Linked DNA regions of Mus musculus: region 1 is linked to region 2. Evidence: chromatin contacts called from ENCODE Hi-C data. All regions are on one chromosome and are shown on one strand. The core of a region is the stretch at or near the end of the contact, and the rest is flanking DNA. Distances in the headings are between cores, read along the strand shown.

Region 1 (5,918 bases), core at 8-2,507, about 120 Mb after region 2:
TTCAGCCAACCAGGGAGAGGAGCCAGCATAGCTGAAGGCATCCCTGACGGTCTCTCCAGTCATTTGGACCCAAAGTGGCCTCTGGGTTAGCCACAGAATCAGGGACAAAGCCAGCAGGACAGACAAGGGCCCAACCCGGGAAACCCTCAACATAGGACCAGCCTGGGTGGTACCCAGGACCTCAGGGTTGCAGTCAGCCTCAGAGTGGGTGACAGACTCAGAGTGACAGACTCAGAGTGACAGACTCGGAGTGACAGACTCAGAGTCTGGAGACTGCTGGCCAGTGCCTTTATTCAAAGCCTGTGCTGTTCCCTCTCTGAAGTATATATGCACGGTGTGCACTCTTCCACATGCCTGCCATTGCCCCAGGGATACCCAAGCAGCCTCATACTGCTACAGCATTTGTCCATCCAGCCTTATTCTGATATAAAACATGGAGCCCCCTACACAGCCTGGGAGGAACAGGATCCAGCTCTGGTCTGGCTAGAAAGGTCACGAAGGTACTCCCTATAAATCTGTCCTCCGTGGTGTGTTGGTCCAGACCTCTCTGCCACGAGCAAGTCAGACAGTGTACAGCCTTTGCAATACACAAATCCTGTGCCCCCCGCACCCTTTCTCCAAAATGAAGACAGACATGAGGGCAGGTAACCCCTCACCTGTCCACAGCTCAGTCTCTGCTCTGGAGAAAAGTAGGAGGGACACAAGAGTCTCAACTGCAGGAAGAGCCACGTCAGCAACCCTGGACTTCACCCCTGTTTCCAAGGGCCTGGAACCATGGCCACCAGGTCTCCATCCTGCTTCCTATGGGCAGGGGCTGCTCCAGCATGCCGCACTTGGGTGGCAGTATGGATCTCTTGTCACCTAGGTTACCACTTGATGTAGAAAGTAGGCTGGAGAGGCACTCTCCTTCCCAATTCCCTCTGGTATGTTTCTTTGCTTCAGAGTGTAAGGGGAAGAGGCCAGAGGCATATAAACCAAGGCAGGGTCATACGTCAGCCACGGTCTCCCACCAGGCCAAGGTTATCCAGGGATGCTGCCTCCTTGTTCCCAGCTCTGGCAGGGCTTCTGCCTGCCCCGACCCACAAACCTCCAACAGGAGAGTCCAGGCTGCCTCCAGGTCCCTGCTGGACCCACACTGTAAGTGCCGGACTCATTCTTCACTCCTAGAGCTGGGGACTCTGAAAAGCAGCCAGACCAGAGGTCACCGTGCCTTTATGGCACAGGGGGAACGGAAGGGTTGGTGTAGTCTCTAGCGTTTTCCCACGCCCAGGAGCCAATGGAGAGGCGGGATTGGACAACAGAGCATGAGCCCTCCCACAGAGGGGCTGGGCTACTATCCATTAGGAGTGAGGGGTGGAGATCTGCTACAACCAGGTCCTGGAACTCACAGGACTCTCTGGCTGGTAGGTTCCTCGCCCTTAGATCTTAACCCTCCAGTCCCTGAGAATGTTGTCACTGCCTAGCACACTGCAGCCAGGATCTAGAAATCAGTGTCATTAGCAGCTTCTGCCCTGGCCACAGCTTCCTACGGGAAAGGCACAGGACTGGTGCTCTCCTTGCCTTCCATCTTGTTATTCAAGTTGTCTGAGAGCACGTGCGCGTGCACACACAGACCCGCGCGCGTGCACACACAAACAGACGCGCGCGCGCGCACACACACACACACACACACACACACACACACACACACACACACACACACACACACACACACACACACACACACACACACACACACACACACACACACACACACACACACACACACACACACACACACACACACACACACACACACACACACACACACACACACACACACACACACACACACACACACACACACACACACACACACACACACACACACACACACACACACACACACACACACACACACACACACACACACACACACACACACACACACACACACCTGGCTGATCTCTACCTTCCACCTGCAGGACTGCAGCCCAGTCCCAGGACACACTGGGCTTGGTAGTTTTAGGGAGTGACTGAAGTTTGGTCAGGGTGCTGCATAAAGATGCTTGCTGCCAAACCTGATGATGACCAAAGTTCAGTCCCAGAAATCTGCATTATAGAAAGAGAGCCTGATCCTACAGGCTGTCCTCTGCCCCCCCCCCCCGCGTTTGTGTGTGTGTGTGTGTGTGTGTGTGTGTGTGCACGCGCGCGTGAGATTGATCAGGGTTTTTAAAAATAACTTCAGGAGCAGCCCTAAAAATGTTAAGACCATCATTCCCAGAGGTCCCCAGCTGCCTTCAACCCAATATGCAATGATCCAGTATTCACCTTCTCCAAGAAGCCCCACATACCTCTCTCTCAGGCTAGTCCTTACCTCAGTGCTGGTACAGGTATCTAACTTCCAGGGGAAGAGGACCCACGCCCCCCCCCCCATCCCCCCAGCAGCTCTAAGACTTGATAAATTCTTCCCTTTTCTTTCTTTCTTCTTTCTTTCTTTCTATTTTTCTTTCTTTCTTTCTTTCTTTTGGTTTTTTGTTTTTGGTTTGGTTTGGTTTTTGCTTTTGGTTTTGGCCACATAAGCTGAGCTAGCTTTGAACTCGCTGTGCTGCCAAGGCTAACTAACGGTAGACTCCTGATATCTCTGCCTCTGCCTGCCTCTCAGATGCTGGAATTACAGGTTCACCACTCTATCCAGACTGCTATTTCTTTTTTTTTTTTTTTTAAGATTTATTTATTGATTATATGTAAGTACACTGTAGCTGTCTTCAGACACTCCAGAAGAGGGAGTCAGATCTCGTTACGGATGGTTGTGAGCCACCATGTGGTTGCTGGGATTTGAACTCTGGACCTTCGGAAGAGCAGTCGGGTGCTCTTACCCACTGAGCCATCTCGCCAGCCCCAGACTGCTATTTCTAATCAGCTAAAATTGTTGCTCCTCACATCAGATAAGGTGACTGAGGTATGTGGAGAAGTCCTTGTCCTGATAAGGTGATCGCCACGCCCCTCTTTTCCCTCAGGTTGAGTGGCAGGCTGGGTTGCTGAGTGGGCAAGGTAGAAATGAATGCTGGGAGAGAGAACATCATGGGCAAGCCAGGGAGCAAGGAAGTGTGCCAGCCAGTGTGACTCTGGGCAGGACGTGTGGCAGGAGGAAAGGAGACAGGGCAGTCTAACGATGGCAGAGGCAGCAGCAGAGGCACTGTGCCAGGCATAATGGCAAGAGCGTGCAGGGACTTCCAGGGAGTCCTTTGCCCAGACCCTGGGACTGAGTGATGGAGCCCAGGAATGGTGCCAGCCTTAGGCAAAAGGGAGGGGTACCTACCCCAGGGAACTTTATAAAACTGCACCTTGGTCTCCAGTTCTGGGGACATCTTGGCCTCTCATTGGTCAACAGGGAGGAGGAACCTCCTTGTATTCTTGGTCTGGCTTGAGGGTGGCCAGGTAGGCTGTGGTAGCTGCTCTGCTGGCCCCGCCTGCCTGGGGGCCCTGAATGGCCTGGCGTCTTTTGTGGGAGAGCAGCTGGCGCCCAGCCCTTTATGTGGGGCTGTGGGAAAGTCCCCGGGCCAGCCTCTCACAGCCTCTCAAAAGCCGGGATTATCTCTCTGAGCCTGCAGGACACCCTCTCAAGGACCCCCTCCCCAGCAAAGTTGGGGGCAGGGACACCCCCGGAGAGGGTCTGTCCACCAGGCTCTGGCCCCAGGAGCCCTTTGGCCAGGAAATATTCTTAAGTGGAAAGACCTTTGAATACTCCAGCTCCCGCCTTACCAGCCCAGCTGCCCAGACTTAGAGATGCCCACTACACAAGCAGGGCTGCAGAAGGCTTTGCACCCACCTGAGTCTCTTTTCTCTCCACCCTATGTGCCCTAGGCAGGGCCACAGTCAGAGGCTTGGCAGGGAGACACACACTTATTTAACACCACAGCATAGAAGCTGAGTAGACATTCTCCTCCTAGCTCAGAGCTGGGGGCACGGGAGGGCTACACCTAGCTGCCGGTCCATCACTTTGGACTCCCATGCGAATGTTCCCACCAGAAAACCAGATGTAGAGTTTGAGAGTTCTTGGGGATTCAGGAATGGGGACATCCAGCAGCTTTGAGTCCAAGGCCACTCTGAAGTCTCCTCTCTGTTCATTGTGCTCCTCAGTGAACACCTGAGTGGGACCACCATCAGCCCCATTCTATAGATAGGAAAACTGAGACCCACATAGTCCAGCTTCTATATAGTGGATACTCACGGTTTTGAACCCTATGCTCACAACCCTTTTTGAGTCATGGCTAAAGCAGCAGGTGAATCTCTGGAGAGTGTCCTTCTCATACCTAGTGTAACATAAGAGGAGGCAACTCCAGGGGCGCTCTCCAGGGGTGCTCTCCAGGGGCGCTCTCCAGGGGTGCTCTCCAGGGGCGCTTGAGGCCAGATGTGCTGACCTCCAACGAGGTTACCAGGGAGCTGCTGCTGATGCTCAGGGCCTCAAAGGCTGCCTAGAGGGAAGCCCCCACCCTGCCCGCGCGGAGGACTGCTCCCCAGATGGCCTCTGGGGCCAGGAGCTTGGCTCACAAAGCACAGGCGGCCCCGTGGCGAATGAGTTTGTTGCCGCGCACGCGCCTTTTGTGGGGATGAATGTATAAGGCAGGGGTGGGGTGTGGGAACCCACCCGGAGCGGGCCTCCCGCCCAAATTATTTATTCAACCTCTCTCCTCCTCCTCCTCCTCCTCCTCCTCCTCTTTCTTCACTCTCTCTTCTCTCTCTCCTCTCTTCCTTCTTTCTTTCTCTCTCTCCTCCTCCTTCTCTCTCCTCCTCCTTCTCTCTCCCCTCCTCTTCCTTCTTCTCTTTCTCTCTCTTCCTTCTTCTTCTTCTTCTTCTTCTTCTTCTTCTTCTTCTTCTTCTTCTTCTTCTTCTTCTTCTTCTTCTTCTCTCTCTCCTCCTCTTCCTTCTTCTCTCTCCTCTTTCTTTTCTCTCCTCCTCCTCCTCTCTCTCCTCTCTTTCCCCTCCCTCTTTCTCCTTCTTCTCCTCCTTCTTTCTTTCTCTCTCTCCTCCCCTCTCCTTTCTTCCCTTTCTTTCTCTCTCTTCCTCCTCTCCCTTCTTCTCCTTCTCTCTCCTCCTCTTCCTTCTTCTCCCTCGTTCCCTCCTCCTCCTCCTCGTGCTCATCCTCCTCCTTCTCCTCCTCCTCCCCTCTCTCCTCTCTCCTCTCTGGCTGATACTGCCTGGAAAGAAGGCAGAACTGCCTTGCCACCCCTAGGCCCCACCAAGTGGCCTCAGGCAAACATGGGGCTCTGTGCAACCCAGAAATGTTTGGCTTCCTCCTTTCCATTTCATGAGGAGAAGCAGGAGGTGGAAATGGGGCTGGCAGGGGCTACTTGCTCTTCTGAGGGAATGACTTTAGGGTGGAGATGCCAAAGGCTGTCCAGGGCACCTATGAAAAGAGCAGAGGACTCTGGGACCTACTAGAGCATTTCTAAGTAGAGTCTTGGTCCTGGGAGAGGGGTAGAAAGTTGACATTCTTGAAGATTTGAGGAGCATCTAGAGGCCCCTCTTTTGCCTCACCTCTTTGTCCACTCACTCCAGAGCCTGACACATATTGGGCATATCAAAGCATCAGGAGATGGGCAGTTTGACCTGCCTCTTCCTAAGCTGAAGCCATAGGATCCGACAAAACCTCCCTGTAGTCTCTTCACCTGTGAAGAGTCCCAGGGGATGCCCACTCACCCACTGCTGTAGGAGTGCCAAATGTGGCTGGGACCATGGGGTATGGATCCTCCCTGCTGGTCATTGCGAGTCTCACTGGGAGCCTCCATGCTGGGCTAGAAGCACCCATTGATCCTGGCTGGCCAGTCGTCATGGGAGGGTACCATGAGGTGGCATCCACAATGCATGTCAGGTCCCAAAGAGACAGCTGATGAGGTGAGCATCCTATGCTGGCGTTGGAGTTGGACAGCAAGAGA
Region 2 (6,428 bases), core at 3,424-5,923:
CATTTCCCTCCCAGCCAAATGTTCCTCCTGCCCTTTAACCCTCTGCTTCCTGCCTTCCACCTCCGATCTGTTTTTATCTCCGTAGTTTCCCCTTTTCTTGAATGTCACATAAATGGATTCTCACAATGTGTAGACTGTGACATCTGCCTTGCACTTAGCAGCTTGCTGCTGCTGTCCGTGTTGTTAGAGTCTCAGTATTTCATCTTTTCACATGTGAATAGGCTTCCCTGGTGTGTACCTACCTGGCTTGCCTCATCCAGCAGTAGCTGCACATTTGAATTATTTCCCTGCGGAATTGTAAATCAAGCTGCTGTGAATACTGACCTGTGACTCTTTGTGTGAACAGATAGTTTGTTTTTAAATTTTAACCAAAAGTATACTTTGTTTCTGTTGCTGGGTTGTCCTCCTTGGCAACACTTGAGCCTCCCCGCTGGCTCTCCCTTCCTTTTGCCTTCTGTCTTGATTTCCTTTGGGTTCTCTGTTTCTTTCCTGCTTCGTTTAGGTTGGATGGGGTTTTACTTGGTTTTATTTTCATAAGTCTGTGTTTTATCGTGAAACCATCTTTCAGTACTTGCCCTAGGTCCGCTGGCATCCTGTCTCACTTACAGTCTCACACTATGTGGATCAGCTCCACTTTTTCTCCACAACAGTTCAGGGATCTTAAACTTTCTTAATTGTGGTCACTTGCTTTTGCTCTAGTGGTTATATAATTGCTTACAACCATTGCCATGGTTATATCATTTTTAATTTGTCTTATCTTTAGGCATTGCTCATCACTCCGCTGCACAGTTTGTGGCTGTCTGGGGTTAGACATACATTGGCTCACCGTTTCTGCCTTATTGCAGTTCGTTGCTCTTGGCTGTGCATCCTGTAGAAGTTTCTTGGATAACAATGCTTTTTGATTTAGATTTCCTTAATTTATCTTTGTTTGCTCCCAAATACATTTCTATTTGCTTTTGGTTATGAAAGTTAGCTTTGCCAGCCATACAGGCAGAAAGTATAATTTGCTCCCAGTTTTTAAAAGACATTTCCCCAGGATTTCTCATCTTCCAGGAAATCAGCCATTAGCCCATCATCCATCACTGGTAGCTAGCTACTCTGCCTTTTTCCCTGGCTAGTGACATCTTAAGTAGTAGTCAGCTATGTAGTCTGGTGAGGACCTCTTTTATTTAGTATCCACTTGGCTTCCCAGATTTAGAGAGTCTGGAAACTTAGAGGAGAGATCACCTCTCATGCTGGCTCTCTGTCTCCAGCCTCCCTCTCTCTCTCTCATGGTGTGTCTCTTCTCTGTTTGCTTGCAGGTTTGTGTATACTTTCTATACCACCAGCTCTACTTCAACTGCATCTGATTTGGTATCAAACTCACTCATTGAGCCTCTTATTAATTGCTATTTTTTCCTTGATTTATTTTGCTTTTTAAAAATATGACTAATCATAATTTGGTGGTTTTTAAAAAAATTTTTTTGAAGTCTTTTCTTTCTCTGAACCTGTGTGTTTTTCACTCTGCACTGAGTCTGTCTGATGCCTGCAGCCTCTGAGAAGCCGAGTCTACAGTTTGCTCTGCCTCATTCTAATTCAGGGTAGGCCTAGATTCTTGTATGGTGTGTGAATTCTGCTTTGCTTTGTTTTGTTGTTTTTTTTTTTAATTGTGAACTGAATTTCTGGGATCTCTGTGAATGAAAACACTTTGAAACTTGGATAAAATTCATTATTCTGAAGATGTATTCCATTTGCTTCTTCCAGATGCTCCTCAGCTTCCTATTGTTATATACATATAGATAGATAGATAGATAGATAGATAGATAGATAGATAGATAGATAGATATAGATATAGATACATATAGTTATATATACATACATATAGTTATATATATATATTTATACATAGTTATATATATAATTTTTTATTTCAAGTAGAGTGAGTATGAGCTGGAATTTTCTAAGGGTAATTTCCCCCTCCCCTCCCCCTTCCATTGCTTGCCTTTGCTTATGGTCCAGGGGAAATTTTTTCTTACCCACTGTAGATTCCTCTTCAGAGTTATTGGCTTTGGCGCTTGTATCCTGCGTGTAGACATTAAGCATTCTTTGAAAGCACAACCTCCTTGTTGATTATCTAACACACCCCCAATAGCCATTAGCTCCTGCCTCCTGCTTCAGGGTTAACTGAACCCTGTGTTCTAGCTTTCTTGTCCCTTCTGACAGTTGTTATTATCTTAGAGTTGAACCATCCCTTGCCTCCAGCTCACGCTGGTGTCTTTCAGGGCCCTTTGTGCGTATACCACATCCTGACAGTAGAAGTCCTCCTGATTTCAGAGCTGAACTATCCAAATGGGAAATGATAATGGCTGACTTAGATCTTTTTCATGGTTATTTTTTAGTTCCGTGACATTGCCTTAATGGCACAGGAGACTGATTCTCACTTAAGGACAGCTAGCACATCCTTGACTAGAAATCAAAACTCTGAGATGCTTCAGTATGGCCACTAAGAAATTTTCGAGTTTTAGAGAATTTTGGGTCTGGGATTTCTACAATTAGGGATGGTTAAATGTCCAAGATCACACAGATGTCCCCAAGTCTGAAAAGTTCTAAAATATGATACAGTATTGGTTTCTGGCATTTAAAGTGGTTTTCATAACTATTAATATTTACTTTTAGAGGACTTTGTGTTCGTTTTTGATCCACTGAAGCAGTGTTATAAAAAAATCTATAAGGGCTGGAGAGCTGGCCCAGGAGTTAGGAACACTTGTCCTTGCAGAGGACCAGAACCTGATTCCCAGCACCTGCATGGCAACTCACAAGTATTTATAACTCTAACCCCAGGGGGATCCAATGCCTTCTTCCGACCGCCAGTCATACAGACGTACATCCAGGCAAAACACCCAAATACAAAAGTTAAAAGAAAAGTAGCATATAACTAAAATCGTTAAGAATAAAGCTCCCACCCATTCACTTGCTTTTCAAGAAATGCTGATGGAGTTCTTTATCTTTAGGTTTTGGGGAACAGATAAATCATGAATTACAGATGCCTACCCTTGTTGAGCTTAATCCTAGTTAAGGAGATAGACAGATAACAAGATAAAAATTCTGGCAAGTGTGATGAATGTAACTGGGAGCAGTCGAACACTCACAGGAAGATGGGAGTTATTTTTTTCATATTTTAAAGAACAGCTCTAAGACTGATTGGAGCTCTGCTTATATTAAGATGCATCCAAACTGTTAAGTAAACATTGTATCACTACACCGTAATTAATTCTAACTTAAAGTAGAGATTAATATGTCCATTTGTAGAAGTTAATAGATTGAAACAGTGAGTGTTTTTATAGATCTCTGGGCATCTCTACTGAAAACACAATAAGACACTGAGAAGATGGCTCAGAGGGTAAAATGTTTGCCACACAAGCATGAAGACCTAGAACTCATGGAAAAGTGGTGGGTATGTGTCTAATCTACCCCCGAGGGTGCAGACACAGGCAGGTCCTTGAAGTTCATTCACAGGCCACTCTACCCAAATTGATAACGCTTCAGGTTCAGTGAGAGACCCTGTCTCAGAAATAAGGTGTAAAGAGATTGAGAAAAGATACCCGATATTGACTTTAGGTACATACACTACACCCCCCACACCCCACAAACACACACACACACACACACACACACACACACACACACACACCAATTAAATAAAGTATCAATTTCAGTAAAACACCAACTTTATGGTAACAAAATTAAAGATTCCTTGAGTTTAAAAAGCTAGCATTAAATAGGAAAATACTCATTTCTACCCCTCAACCTCCACAAACCCAGAGACAAACAAAATATTCACCAACCACTAAATACCCTAAGGGCCTAATTGTCTGTTATACTCAACTCACTGTATTGGTTCTGAAAGTCCCAACTGGTGAAGATATAATAGGCTATTCATTCCTTTAGTACAAAAACTGACAAACAGGTCAGAAGGAAGCAGCAGAGAACAAAGGGAGCAGCGAGTCCTGGGGTGACAAGCAGCAGGCACCGTTTCTAAAGGACCACCGTTAACCTGGCGACCACAGCTCTGCAGACCAATAGCGAAGGGCCATTTATAGCTCAGTTCCCACGAGGGCACAACTGTGCTCTGTACAGCACGTCGGAGGGGGACAGAGAGTTTATTGTTGAACAATGGTAGTGGCTCCCCGCAGGAAGTAGGGTGAATGTCTGGGTTAGCGGCACTGGTGACTTCATTGATCTGACCTGGGTAAGGATCAGACAGGACTCTGAACAGGAAGAGTTGTGGGTGGTTTATTCATGAGAACTGTGCTTTTTATGGGTTTTGCTTTTTTAGTAGTGAAAGCATTACCCAAGATGTTTCCTTGCTTACTGTCTATCCTGAGATTTTTGTTTCAGGGAGCGAACTTGATGGGGAACAAAATATCCACCTTCCTGTAAGGACAAAGGGTTTCTGGGAAGCTGCCAGTCACTGTCTCGGGTTTGAATTGTAAAAACCAACAGACGCTTCTTCGGAAAGGATTCTGTAAACCTTTTCTGTTGTTGTTTTTTAAGTTAACCAATAGTCTGCGAGAAAGCAACTGTTAACTCGTTTTGTTATTTATCTGTGTTTCCCAACCCGTGTGCCGAGGGGCTCTGGGACAGCGTGTTAAGTCCGAGGGCAGCTCCAGAGTTGGCGGCATACATTGTCCATCGTGGGGGACACGCCTGTAGAGCCCTGTGCCAGTATTAGCCGGAAGCAGGTCCTACTACATCAGCATTCAACTGCACCACGTTCTCTTGATGACCTCATCTCAATGCTAAAGTGAGAACAGGAAGGGAGGGTGGTGGGGTCTATGCTGACGCCACAGCCTGATGTTCTGCAATACTAAGAGATACAGAGATGATCTCGTAATACGTTTTTACAAGGTTATTTAAGAAGGAAATAAAAGTAGTGCTTTTTACTGTATAAGTGTTTGTCCAACAGTGACTAAGTCATTAGTCCATAAATAGTTATATTGTCTGGGGTCAAATGACCTAACAAACAAATAGCACCATTGAGCACTTGTATTATAACACAGGCACTGTTAAGTACTTACTGGTACTCTAAGAGATTTACACGTTATTTGGGAACCTGTAATGTGTGTTCCATCCCATGGACACCCACACACAGTTTTGAATTTATTATTTGCCGTTTGCTTCACATATTATGGAAGTCGTATAGAATATTATTTAAATTTTGTAATAAACAATTTGCTTTTACTTGACCTTCCATATTTTTAAGCCAGCCCTCTAAGGACTTGCCGCTCTTCCCCTTTCGTCGGAGGTCTGGTCAGACTCCTCGCACAGCCTGCTTGTTTAGATAGCCAGTATCCGGCAGTTCCATGGGCTACACCCCTGGAAAACGATTCCCAGGATCAAAGAACAGGGACTTTCTAATGCCTGTATTATCCAGATGGAGGGTGTGCATGCCAAGCTGCCCCTTACAAGACATTATATTGATTCCTTTCCCTTGAGAGTGTTTGAGATTACCTCAGCCAAACCAAGGACTGCATTGGGGAATTCAGTCATTGGTGCTCAGGGTTGTGAACCAGCCAAAGATGTCCCTCCTTCCCAACCACGGAGTAAGTGCAAGGCCAGTGAGAAAGCTGGCTGAGTCTGTGCTGGCCAGAAGTGCGCAGAGCCTCCAGTTCAGGAACTGCAGCAGGAGCTAGCGGTTGCTCAGAGCAGCATTTGAGAGTGGCCACACAGGAAAGAGGAAAGCCGTTGCTAGGAAACTTCTCCTTTTGGCTCATTCCAGGCTTATCTAAACAGGACCCTCCTCCACAGGTTGCACTGGAGAACAAGGATGTAGCTCAGTGGTACAGTGCTGTCTGAGCATGACAAAGCTCATCATTTGATCCCATTACCAAACAAACTCAGTGTGAGTGGAACATGCCTGTAATGAGAGGCAGAGAGCCAAGGTCTGGGTCCAGGGAGGTAGCTTAATTACATGTTGCTAGCTGTCCATGTAAGCCTAAGAGCTGAGTTCAAGTCTCCAAGATCCTTAAAAGCTAAGCATGGTAACATGAGCCTATAAGCCCTGTGTCAGGGTCAGAGAAAGGGAGAGATCCCTGGGGCCTGCTGCCCAGTCAGTCTGGCTAACTCAGTGAGCAACCCTGTCTCTAAAAAGAAAATTAAAGAGGGCAAGCAGTGAAGACAGCACATGACACTGTTAAACTCTGGCCATCACACACGCACACACACACACACGCACACACACAGAGAGATGCACCTCATGTGCATGAACACAGAGAGAGCACACACTGATACACACAGAGACATATACAAACAGAGAGATTAGACAAACACAGACACATACATACACACACATATGCACAGAGAGACACACACATACACACAGATGCACCTCATGTGCATGCACACAGAGAGAGCACACACTGAGACACAGACAAACATATACATACAGA

The links. A loop is a pair of places that touch in the nucleus more often than their neighbours do.
Region 1: a loop to region 2 is called in a map of T-helper 1 cell, with 45 times the contacts of the local background. The contact joins two enhancer-like sites. A Hi-C loop is called at or near these places in 2 of 37 maps with a recorded cell type or tissue (T-helper 1 cell and T-helper 17 cell).

The regions. Positions count from the first base shown.
Region 1 is chr4:154,945,259-154,951,176 of GRCm38, forward strand. No RefSeq gene overlaps it. Among named protein-coding and RNA genes, the nearest start is that of Hes5, 13 kb to the right of the region's middle. Within about 2 kb of position 1,258, at least 1 of the 3 ENCODE cell types and tissues checked has a DNase peak (open chromatin) inside an H3K27ac peak, as active enhancers do.
Region 2 is chr4:32,347,323-32,353,750 of GRCm38, forward strand. It overlaps a transcript of Bach2 not described here. Among named protein-coding and RNA genes, the nearest start is that of Bach2, 67 kb to the right of the region's middle. Within about 2 kb of position 4,674, at least 1 of the 3 ENCODE cell types and tissues checked has a DNase peak (open chromatin) inside an H3K27ac peak, as active enhancers do.